Linked DNA regions of Homo sapiens: all the other regions are linked to region 1. The links are chromatin contacts, found by Hi-C or POLR2A ChIA-PET in ENCODE. All regions are on one chromosome and are shown on one strand. The core of a region is the stretch at or near the end of the contact, and the rest is flanking DNA. Distances in the headings are between cores, read along the strand shown.

Region 1 (3,640 bases), core at 827-3,326:
GGCCCCACCACGCCTCCTCGAGCAGAGAAAGGCGGCTTGCCGGCTGTTTCCCAACCTCCAGGCCGGCGACAGAAGGGACCCAGGCACAGACACCAGTTCTTTCTTTGCACAGGGGCTGAGGCAAGGAGGGGAGCAACTCCGGGCTTCCCGCGGGGAATCCCACAGTAGAGGGGGCTGCGGGTTGTTTTCCAGCGTGTGTGTGTTGGCCTGCAGCTGTTTCTGCCATTTTTAAATGGCTCCAGTCGGGCACCGGGCACCCTGTGTACCAGGGGAGCTCCCGAGACACCGACGACTTGGATCTCAACTTTGGAAAGCCTCCCCTTCTCACGGTTCTGAAAATTCTTTGTCCCACTGGAGCCAAACCCAGCCCACGGCCGGGCATCCGGCCATCGCAGCCAGCCCTTTCCATAGGAGGCCGGGGAGCACGTGGACTTTATTGATTTTCCTCTTGCCTTTTTTGTTGGGTTTGACTCAGAAAGGACAGCTAACTTGTGACACCGCCACACCGGAGGCTCGCCCCCAGTGGCTTTTAGAGACCGAGGCGCTACTCGAGAAACGACACCCCCAAACGTAAACATCCCCTGCCACAGGGCCTGCCCAGCTTCCAGGCTCGAAATAAAGGGTCGAGACGAGCCCGCGGGCGCTGACACTCAGAGCCAGCGTTGCGGCGGCTCCTCTCCCTCCGGGACCCCAGTGAAGGCGTGGGAAAAAAATAATAAAGTTGAAATCAGGCAGCGGGGAGTTTTCAACAACTCTGACCCAACCTGGCGATCTGCTTGCGCCTCGGGCCTGGCCCAGGGGCCGATTCCGAGCAGACCCCGACGAGGCCGCGGAAAGGTTCGATCCCCTTAATGTCGACCGGGCCACGCCGGGCGGACGCTAATGTGATCCCGAAAACCACGCGCGGCCGCCACCAAGTCCCCCTCTCCCCGGTGCAGAGAACAAAAACAACAGCTCCCTCCGCAAAACAAACACGAGCTCCCGGTGTGGAGAGGCAGCCGCGGCCCAGGACGAACGGCTTCTGGCCAAAAACATCGGCTGGCCCGAGCCCCCCGCCCGGGGCGCCGCGCAGAGCGGGGTGGGACGTGGGCGCCCCGCGCCCCTGGCCGCTGGCTCCCAGCGCTCGCCCCCATCTTTCCTGGTCGCCGAGAGCCCTCGCTCCAGGCAGCCCAAAGCGCTAAATTTAAACGGCTCGCGCTCTGCAAACTCCGCAGACTCGAGGGCGCCGGGCCCGGGAGGCGGGAGCGGGCGGCCGGGCGGGCCGGGGCTGGCGGAGGGCGGCGGGGCGCGGGCCGGGGTGCGCGGGGAGGAGACGGCGGCGGCGGCCCGCTCGGAGCCTGCACAATGGAGCTCGCGCTCTCCCCGCCGCCGCCGGCATCGCGGCCCCGGCGCGCGGGAAGCCGCTTTCATGTGACTTGCACAAAACGAAATGGCTTCTGGGGCCGGCCCCGAGCCCCCCTCCCGGGAGCCGAGCGCCGCGGCGGGGGCCGCCCCGCCGCTCCAACCGCCTGGCCCCGGCGCCCGCCGCCTCCGGGCCGCCGCGCCAGGTGGGCTACAGGCGCGAGCGCACCTGGGCAGCGGCCGCGGCCCCAGCCTGGCGCAGGTGACCCGGCTCGCGCGCCGCCCGCCCGTCCGCCCGCCCTCGCCAAGTCCCGGGGCCCGCGGCGGGGCTGGGCCGGGGCAGGCGGCCGGGGCGCTGCGCCCCGCGGCTCTCTGGAGCCGCGCTCGGGCTCGGGGCGGCCGGGGAGGCGGCTGGCGGCGGGCGCCTCCGCTTACCATTTGCGCACTTTCTCGATCGCCGCCATGACCCTCTTGATATCATCTTTGGCCCGGCTCCTCGTCTCGGCTCGAACCGACCTGCCCGACATGGTTCCGGCGGGGAGACGGAGGCTGGGGAGCGCGCCCGCCGGGTCCTGCTCGCGCTCCGCGGCGGCCACACTCGCGCCCGCCCGCCGCTCACTCACTCGCGCACAGACACTCGCACTCTCACACGCACACACTCACACACACACACACACACACACACACATACACACACACACAAAGCCCGGGGCCGCCGCGCGCCTGGCCCAGTGCGCAAGCGCCGGGCGGCAGCTGCACAGAGCAGGGGGAGCCGCGCCGCCGCCGCCGCCGGCAGTGCGGCCTCCGGGCGCCGCGGCCACCGGGCAGCGCCCCCGGGCCTCCTGCGCCCCCAGAGGGGACGCCCCGGACGCCCTCCTGGGGAGGTGGCGAAGGGCGCACGGCGACCCCCGGCTCTGGGCGCGCGGTGGGGGCGGGCGTGCGGACACGCGCGCTGACCCTTCCTCGGAGGCTGCAGGTGCCGAGGGGTCCATGGGAGACAGCCGGTCTGCGGGGCGCGGGGGGGTCGCGTTCCCCGGGAGCCAGCCCAGCTGCCCCTGCCCAGCCCCCAGAGCGCGGCGGCGGGTGCAGTCGTGCAAGTTTCTTGCGGGTCTCTTGACTTCTCCGAGTTGAAGGCACCGGTTCGGGACGCGAGGTGCTCTTGGAAAGAGTTGGGCATCGCGCATCTCTGCTGGCCCGCGGCCCTGTTCAAATGCGAGCTAGGACGTCGCCTGCCCCAGGCTTTGTCCTTTTGGAAAACTAGGGTTGTAGGAAGGTGCCTGGTGCCAGGCAGACCACCAGAGACTCTCGACCTTGAGTACTAAAGAGTTTTCTGCTCAGCAAAAGCTCAATGATGATCAGCATCGTAACAGGGACTCTTCCTCCCGCCCCCAGAAGTTCTCTTGTCATAAACAAGGCGAGGGGGTCTTCGCTGAGCTTCACCAGAGGACCACGATTTCACCTTAAGCCATTCCTGACTTCAGTACCAGACTGAGACCAGGCGCTGCTACTGCCCAAATGACCCCTGGTCCCATCTACAAGGAGCACTTTTGAGGCCTCAGAACAGAGCCCCGGGGAGAAATCTGCGATGATCAGGGTAACCTGGGTGCCGCATCTTGCTGTTCAGCTGCAGCGGAACCGGCCGGACCAGAGCTAATGCGCGCCCAGAATGAAGAGGGAGACCGAGAGTGGCCCAAATGTCAGCGCCCCGGGCCTGGAGATGACAGCCCGACAGCAGCCATTTCACAGCTGGGGAAACTGAGTCCTGGGAAAGTTTAAGGTTGCAGCCTTAAGTTGTTACTCATTCTAGACGTTTCCCCTGAGGGTTTGGTCTTTGGGGAACACGCTACTGTGGAAATGGAGAGACCGCAGGCCTTTTCCTAGGCATTTGTTTTTACTATTCTGAAACGCAGTCTCCTGACGTGAAAAATGAAGAAAAGAACAAATACTGGCCGGGCGCGGTGGCTCATGCCTGTAATACCAGCACTTTGGGAGGCCGAGGCGGGTGGATCACTTGAGGTTAAGAGTTCGATACCAGCCTGGCCAACATGGTGGGTGAAACCCCGTCTCTACTAAAAATACAAAAATTAGCCGGGCGCGGTGGTGGGCTCCTGTAATCGCAGCTACTCGGGAGTCTGAGGCAGGAGACTCGCTTGAACCTGGGAGACGGAGGTTGCAGTGAGCAGAGATCCAGCCACTGCACTCCAGCCTGGGAGACAGAGTGAGACCCTGTCTCAGAAAAAAAAAAAAGGCCGGGCGCGGTGGTTCATGCCTGTAATCCCAGCACTTTGGAGGCCGAAGT
Region 2 (3,640 bases), core at 720-3,219, 230 kb after region 1:
TCCTCCCTGGTCACCCTGAGGGAGCTCAGGGCCCGGCTGGTAGCTGGGTTGCTCTGCTTCTGTCCCCCACTCCTGTGGAGCCTGGCAGGCAACTCCATGATCTGACCCCGGTTACCTTGACAGCCCTGCCTGGCCTCCCCTCTCATGGCCCAGCCACCCCAGAACCTGAAGAGGTTTTCTAGCTGCCGTGCATTTGCCAGGCTGGGTTACCCACCCTACTTTCCCTGCCTGCCCTCCAGTGCTGCCAGGCCTAGTGTGCCAGCCAGCGCTCAGCCTTCAGTAAAGGGTTCCCCTGCTTCCAACCTCCATTGCACTGCTTCCCCTAAGACTGTGACCTCCTGGAAGGCTGGAGCACAACTGCCTCTCAATAAACGTGTTGCAAAAAAGGAATGGATGAGTTGCTGTGCATTTGTCTAGGGGGTGCTTGACCCAGGAGATTACCCTTTGCCCAGTGCCTGAAGAGGGCGTCCACTGAGAACCTGGGGTGCCTCCCCGGCCTCCCCTTCCCAGCTCTGCTGTGGTCTTGGGATTCTGTGGGCGGTCGCTGCTGCCCTCTGGTGGTCAGACCGTGCCTTGCTTGCACTGTGAGAACCTTGACCATGGAACTGCCAGGTTGGCGGTTTTCCTCCACGAAGTGAGGTTTACATGACCCTTGCCGAGACCTTGAAAACTGGGAGTCTTCGGGGTGGGGTCGCCAGCAAAAAGATCCTGAGTCCTGCCAGCCCCTATCTGAGGAAACTACGAAGGCCACTTGCCCCCAACCATGCTGCTGTTGGGGGTTTTGTTAGAAATGGGCTCTTCCTACCCCAGCTGGTAGGATCCCACTCTCGGCCATGCTCTCGTGCCTGTCTGCCGTGGACCGGCTCCAGGGGGGGGTCCCTCTGCCACCCTGTCGACTCATCTGGGTGGTGCAGAGGGCAGTCAGCCCGCCCAGGGTGAGGAGTAAGAGGAGGGGTGGGGGTTACGGGTAATTCAGCCAGCAGCCCTGATAGCACTGCCTACAGTAAGTGCTCAACAAATAAGCTGTTTTGATCAGGGGATGGGAGAGTTGGGGGGATTCCTGGGATGAAGGACATGTGGCTGCTGGCAAGGAAACGCATTTTCTTACATTTCTTGGTGGGTGTGGGGTTATCAGTCTCCAAAGCTCCAGGAGAGGGACCAAGTTGACTTCAACTAGAGCTACTCCAACCTGCCCCTCCCTGACGACGTCTTGCGTGGTTCACGCCTCTGGCTCCTGCCGGAAGGAGGCGGCCGCCCCTAGTGGTTTCGGGCCAACCTGCGCCCGGAGCGGCCGGCGCCGAGGCGATTGCCCGGCAGAGGGCGTCAGACGTCCACCCTGCAGCCCAGGGTCGGGGTGCGGGTAAGCGGAGCCCAGTCCCTCACCCCGAACCCGCGTGCACGCTGGCGTCCCTGGCCCAGGCGAGGTGGGCAGACATGACTCTCGCGTCAGCATCTTCCCTGGTGCCACCGCCGCTACCTCCTGTGGGGAAGCTGAGGCCAGAGGCGGACATGTGCCAAGCCACACCGCTGGGGCAGTGCAAAGTTGAGGGGCTCTTCCCGGAGCTGGAGGCCGGGGGCTTCTCGAACCCGGTGCGGAGGCACAGCCAGCCAATCCGGGAGACCCTGTCTGGCCGCGCCAGCCAATCAGAGGGTCCCTGCCGAAGGCGGAGCCTGCTAATCAGGGGCACCTGGAGTCGCTGGGCAGCCACGATCGGGTCTCGCCGGCGAGGGGCGCGACGTGACGCGCGGAGGGTGGCGGTGGGTTGGGGGTGGGAGCTTTGCTCGCAGCTGAGCCCCGTTTTTCCGGTGCTGCAGTATCCCTGGGACTGAGAGCTGAATACCCACACCCAGGGCTGAGACCTTAGCAGAAAGGAAACTGAGGCTGGGAGGTCGGCCGGGAGGCTGCCTGGCGGAGGCGGCGCTGCTCCGAGTGGGCGGGGCTGGTTCCGGCCCCGCCCCGCCCCCGACCTCTTGGCTCCGCTAGTGCCCGGCGCGCCGCCGCCAGTGCTGCGGGCTCCGGGCAATGGATGCCCCCGGGGCCCTGGCCCAGACCGCCGCCCCCGGTCCGGGCAGGAAGGAGCTGAAGATCGTGATCGTGGGCGACGGCGGCTGCGGCAAGACCTCGCTGCTCATGGTGTACAGCCAGGGCTCCTTCCCCGAGGTGAGGCCCGCAGCGGGGCTGGGGTGGGGGCGAGGGACGCCCCTTACCCTGAGCCCAGAGCCCCGACCCTCAGTCCCCAGCGTCCCGAGCACGGACAGGCGGCCGCCACCCCGGGGCGCCCCCTCGGGAATTCCAGAGCCCAGCGGGGTGAGGGGGGGCTGATCCGGGACGAGTGAGGGGGGTGGACAGTGGATTCAGCTGGAACTTTGGCCCCCGCCGGCCCCACTAAGGACCAACCCGACCCCCTCTCCCGCAGCACTACGCCCCATCGGTGTTCGAGAAGTACACGGCCAGCGTGACCGTTGGCAGCAAGGAGGTGACCCTGAACCTCTACGACACGGCCGGTGAGTGCGCCTGCGCGCCGGGGGGCCCGAGGGTCCGCCCGCCCGAAGGGTTTCCCCTCCCGGGCGTCCCCCACTGGGTGTCCCCGCCCTGCAGCCTTGGCAGGGCCTTGGCCGGCTCTTCACTCCTGGAGGCCGCTCAGGGGCGCTGGCTGCGGGGCCCTAGAGGCCAAGCCCTATACGTAAGTGGAAGGTGTTTGGAGGAGGAGGTGAACTCTGGGGCCACCCTCCCAGCTCTGTGCTGAGAGCCCACAGCTCGTTCCTCTCCTGTGGTTCTAGAAAGCAGTGGGCTGCTCTTGGGCCTCCCATGGTTCCAGGATTGCTGCGCTACCTGCTGTGGTCTCTGCAGACTCTGTGAGCTGCAGATTTGAGTCCCTTGGTGCTCGGATTGCCTGGGCTGTGTGTCTGGGTCCTGTGGTTCTGGGATGCTCCCGGCTGCAGATCAGCCTGTGGCTCCAGGGCTCTGTGGCCTGCGCTCTGCAGCCTGAGGCTCTGGGGTCCTGTGGATGCGAGTTCTGTGTCTGCAGCTCCCAGGATTCCACGGCTTGCAGTTGGTGGTTCTGGAATTGCGTGGCTACAATTACTTCTGTGCTTTCCTAGTTCCCTGGGACAAAACCAGACAGTGTAGAAAATGAACTGAGGAAGGAACAGAGCACTGGGGGCAGGGGCCCCACACCAGGCTCTGCCTGCCACCTGCAGGCCCCCACGGGTGGTTTACGGATTTATGTGCAATTGCTTGGGAGTCGGTGTTGTGAGGGGTGGGGACAGGAGAAACAGTCAGTGGGAGGACCCTGACTCCCATCTGGGCTTCATCAACATTGGGGACCAAAGGTTGAGATCCCCAGGTGGGGCCTCACCCCACCTCTGTGACTCAGTGTTTAGTGACCTGCAGGGAACCACGTCATCCGGTGGCCCTCTCCGGCCAGCCAAGCCTTGTGTGTGTGAGGTGAGGTCAGACACTGACCTAGGATGGAGCCAAAATCCAGACACCTCCACCCCCACCTAGACCTTGGAGAGGACCCGAAAAGGGGCTGTCCTAGCTCAGAGCCCCCCTCCATTCCGACTTCAGCAGGTCCTATCGTGGCCTCTGAGGAACCTGTCTTTGTGGGATGTGGGCCCTGTAGGGCCAACCCCAAAA
Region 3 (3,640 bases), core at 799-3,298, 210 kb after region 1:
GCAGAGAGAGCAGGGAGAGACAGTGAGGTGAGTCTGGAAGGCCAAGGGGCTCTCGGAGTCCCCTCTGCAAGACTAGCAATCAGTGGCACTCCCAGCTGTGTGACCCAGTGCAAGCCATTCAGCCTCTCCAAGCCTCAGCGTCTTCATTTGCAAAATGGGCATCATAGTCCCTGCCTCATGGAGTTACCACTAGAATTCATTCATTCATTCCAATTCAACAAACATTTGCTCAGTACCTGTGTGCCAGGCACTGGTCTAGGTGCTGGGGACACAAAGTTGAAGAGGCAGGCAAACATCTTACTCTTGTGGAGCGGAGCCAGCAGGAAAAGGCAAAAGGATGATGAGGGTGAATACGGGAAACGTGAGGGAGAGAAAGAAGGCAGGGAGACGGGTGGGGCACAGAGGATGAAACTGTTGCAATTTCAGAGATTCTGTTGCAACTTGTGTGCAGAAATAGTTGCCACTTCCATAGTGTCTCTTATGTGCCAGGGCCTTTCTAAACGCTCCACATTTATTAACTCAGCTAATCCTCAGAACAGCCCTATTTTCAACTCCATTTTTGCCCCACGAGGAAACTGGGGCACAGAGAATTTAAGTAACCTGCCCAAGGCCACACAGCCAAGAAGAGATGGAGCCGGGATTTGAACCAGGAAGTGGTTCTGCAGCCTGTGCTCTCAGTCACCCTGCTGTCCTCACTCTGCGGCAGACGGCCAGGCAGGAAAGGTGACATTGGAGCGGGGGTTTAGCAGCACTAAGGCCCATAAACAGGAAGTGTGTTGTTATTTATTTTTCCTTGATTACTCTTTTCACCTAGTCTCGTGACTGCACAATCAGTGTGGGCCCGCGTGGGGCTAAGCGCTGCAGACGGCTGCCTCATTTTTTATCCGAAAGATAACCTCACAGGGCGGGGGGCTCTGCTCCGACCCATTTGACAGTTAATAAACACACTCAGAGCCTCAGCCGTGGCCCCGCGGCACAGCCAGTCAGAAGAAGGTCTGGAGCCCAGGACCTGCCCAGTGCGGGGCTGCAGCTGGGATCCAGGGCGGTGGTGAGGGGTAAATGTGGGAGGTGTCAAGGATGGGCGTGGGGCTTTAGGGAGCCGAGTGGACAGGTCTGGACTTGGGGTGGGGGGACCTTTGAAGGCTGAGGGGGAGTGGGGGTGGAGGTGGAGTCTGTGCAAGTTGCAAGATCAGAGGTCAGACTACAGGTGAGGAAGGCCTCAGAGGAAAACTGCAGGTAGCGGGGTAGGAGGACGGAGACTACCCAAACTAAGGCAGCGGCAGGAAGCTCTGGACTTTACCAGGTCCCCTCTGTGCACACATACACACACACACACGCACGCACGCACACACTCTCCTTCTCAGGATCCCCATGCACATCAAGAAGAGACAGACGGGCTCGGGTGGATCCTCAGAGAGCACTCCCCAGATCAGTCCTGGACAGAGCCGAGCACAGCGCGCCGCGGCACACAGAGGGTTAACCCGGGCCGCCGCCGCCAGCCAATCACAGGGAGGCAGATCCTGCGCTCCAGCCCCGGCCGGCCCTGCCCCTCCCTCTGCCCAGCAGTCTCGGGGTGAGAAGCGGCAGGAATTTGCTGAGAACTGGGAGTCCAGCAGGCCTGGCGGTGCCGGGAGCATCCTGTGCGGCACCTCACTTAAGCTGAGGTCCTGTGCTGCAGGGACTCTCACAGGCCCATTTGGCAGATGACGAAACTGAGACTCAGAAAGGCAAAAGTGCCTTTTCCAGGGTCACATAACCAGTAAGTGACTTGGCAGGACTCAAGAACTTGAGCCTGAACTTTTAACGACCAGCCACTGTTTAGAAGAAAAGCCCCCCCTGCACCCTCGGCTGGCCCCGCCTGCGCCGCTCCCCCACCTAGGATGGGACGGGGTCCAGCTCCCCGCACTGCGCGCGGCCGCAGAAAGCCCAGGCGCTATTCCCCGGCGCCAGCAGGGGGCGCCCGCGGGCCGGCCCGGAGCTTCCCGGCACTCGGCGACTCCCTGCGCTGGCGGCCGGGCAGTCCCAGACCCTCGCTCCCGGGGCCTCAGCCTGCCTTTCGCTCCAGCCACTGCGGGCCTCTCAGCCCTGGACCGTGGTCAGCATGGTAAACACTCCTCACCCCAGGCAGCCTAGACGGAGCGGAGGAGACGGGTGCCAGGGCCGGCGGCCCCCCTACAGCTGCACACCTGTCAACGCCCCCTGCCAAGGCCCCCTGCCTGGACCCCTTGATGCCAGAAACCACTTCCCCAGAACTGCTTGGAGGCCCCCTGGAGCCCCAGCCACCTGCAGCACCCTCCCAGGCAAGCCAAGTTCCTCTCGTTCCTCCCTGATGCAGCCAGACCCGCCTAATCAAAGGGCCCAAGAAGGGGGCAGTCCTCCTCCCCTCCGCCCACAGGGACGCAGAGCTCTGTCTAAGCCCCTGACTGCCCATGCCCACCGGGACTACGGCTCCAAGGCAGGTGCCTGGACCGAGAAGGAGGAGTGGAGCCAAGGAAGATGACCCAACACCCTCCCAGGGGAACCTGGCACGTGGCACCCTCACCCCCAACCCCTGGGCGGGACTTCCTGAGGCTGGAGGTTTAGGCAACGAGACCCCATGACCTGAGGAGAGGGTGGGGGATGGTCAACTTTGCCTTTTTCTGGCTACATGGCACCCCACCCCCACCCCAAGTTAGCTCTTAACTCCTTCATCCCTGGAGCCAGTGGGAGAAGAAGGGAAACCAGCACCCTCCCTGTCTGCCATGGTTTCCCCCTCTTCAGAGGGCACCAGGCTCTAGGAGACAATGCTCCGGGGCTTCACCCCACTTAGCCCAGCACAGTATTCTGGCCAATCTCTCTCCTCCCCTCTGCCTGAGGGCCAGGACTCTCCCTGATCATTCCCAAGCCACGCAACAGACAAGGGGACCAAGAGCCATCCCCACAGCTCATACTCTCTGAACTCTCAGCAAACGCCTACCAAAGCAGCTCAGGCCAGAATTTATCCCTAGGAAAAGCTGACTTCTTACCTAACAAGGAGAGCATCAGAACTAGGCCATGCTTTCCTTCTCTCCACGGCTGCTAGGGAGCTCATTGCCAAACCAATTGCTCAATCACAGCCCCTGGTGTTTTCTGCATCCCCTTTTTATTCTGTAAGTTCCACCTGTTATATTGGCTTTCCTAGCCCCATTGCTTCCGCATCTTAGCTAGTCATGCTAAATGCTTGAAGGGGGAAAGGGAGATACAAGATAGACAAAACCAGTCCCAGACAGATGGACAGACACGGTGGTACCTCATCCATCTTCTCTGAGGTCGGGGTTCTGTCTCCAACCAGGTCCAAGGCCACCTCAGCTGTCTGGCTCAGAAGCCCAGCAGGGTCCGGGGGGCCTGGCTCAGGTGGAGGCCGAGGCCCAAGGCCCAGGTCGAGCTCCTCGTCCTCGTCGGAGTCTGGGAGGGGTGTTGGGCTGATATCCTCCAGGCCGGTGCTGGAGGGGCGTGACGAGGGGGGCGTGGGGCCCCGGAAGCCTGGCTGGGAGTTGGTGCCAAAGGGGGCCAGTGGGGAGAGCTGGGAGGAGGAGGAGGAGATGGGGCTGCCCTCCATCTGCAGCTCGGTGTCCGAGTCCGGCTCCCTCAGGAAGAGCAGCTTGGTGCGCTGCTCCTTCAG

Evidence for each region. A loop is a pair of places that touch in the nucleus more often than their neighbours do. ChIA-PET counts read pairs that join two places held with the same protein, here RNA polymerase II (POLR2A). Pooled maps may share reads with other maps.
Region 2: a loop to region 1 is called in a map of IMR-90, with 8 times the contacts of the local background. The contact joins the promoter of RHOF here to the promoter of BCL7A in region 1. A Hi-C loop is called at or near these places in 13 of 168 maps with a recorded cell type or tissue (B cell, IMR-90, MCF 10A and 9 more), 19 of 37 single-sample maps with no recorded cell type and 21 of 50 pooled maps. POLR2A ChIA-PET finds 5 or more read pairs at or near these places in 14 of 52 experiments (A549, A673, AG04450 and 10 more).
Region 3: a loop to region 1 is called in a map of dorsolateral prefrontal cortex, with 2.3 times the contacts of the local background. The contact joins the enhancer-like site here to the promoter of BCL7A in region 1. A Hi-C loop is called at or near these places in 3 of 168 maps with a recorded cell type or tissue (ascending aorta, dorsolateral prefrontal cortex and mammary epithelial cell), 9 of 37 single-sample maps with no recorded cell type and 7 of 50 pooled maps. POLR2A ChIA-PET finds 5 or more read pairs at or near these places in 10 of 52 experiments (A549, AG04450, H1 and 6 more).

The regions. Positions count from the first base shown.
Region 1 is chr12:122,020,320-122,023,959 of GRCh38, reverse strand. BCL7A (BAF chromatin remodeling complex subunit BCL7A) reads right to left here and starts at 2,076. Exons shown (of 6, transcript NM_001024808.3): 1 at 1,777-2,076. The coding sequence starts at 1,868. RefSeq lists silencers at 1,358-1,517, 1,668-1,987, 2,118-2,197 and an enhancer at 708-1,523.
Region 2 is chr12:121,792,017-121,795,656 of GRCh38, reverse strand. It overlaps RHOF (ras homolog family member F, filopodia associated), which reads left to right and starts at 1,969. Exons shown (of 5, transcript NM_019034.3): 1 at 1,969-2,161; 2 at 2,418-2,505. The coding sequence starts at 2,024. It overlaps LINC01089 (long intergenic non-protein coding RNA 1089), which reads left to right. Exons shown (of 4, transcript NR_152740.1): 4 at 1-390. It also overlaps a transcript of SETD1B not described here. RefSeq lists enhancers at 1-144, 440-980, 1,525-1,574, 1,521-2,061, 2,067-2,898 and a silencer at 2,055-2,594.
Region 3 is chr12:121,810,464-121,814,103 of GRCh38, reverse strand. It overlaps SETD1B (SET domain containing 1B, histone lysine methyltransferase), which reads right to left. Exons shown (of 17, transcript NM_001353345.2): 6 at 3,269-3,640. Among named protein-coding and RNA genes, the nearest start is that of SETD1B, 8.3 kb to the right of the region's middle. RefSeq lists enhancers at 1-4, 2,307-2,919, 2,964-3,640 and silencers at 1,523-1,612, 1,753-2,072. Within about 2 kb of position 2,048, at least 32 of the 41 ENCODE cell types and tissues checked have a DNase peak (open chromatin) inside an H3K27ac peak, as active enhancers do; they include ascending aorta and dorsolateral prefrontal cortex, where a contact is called at or near this core.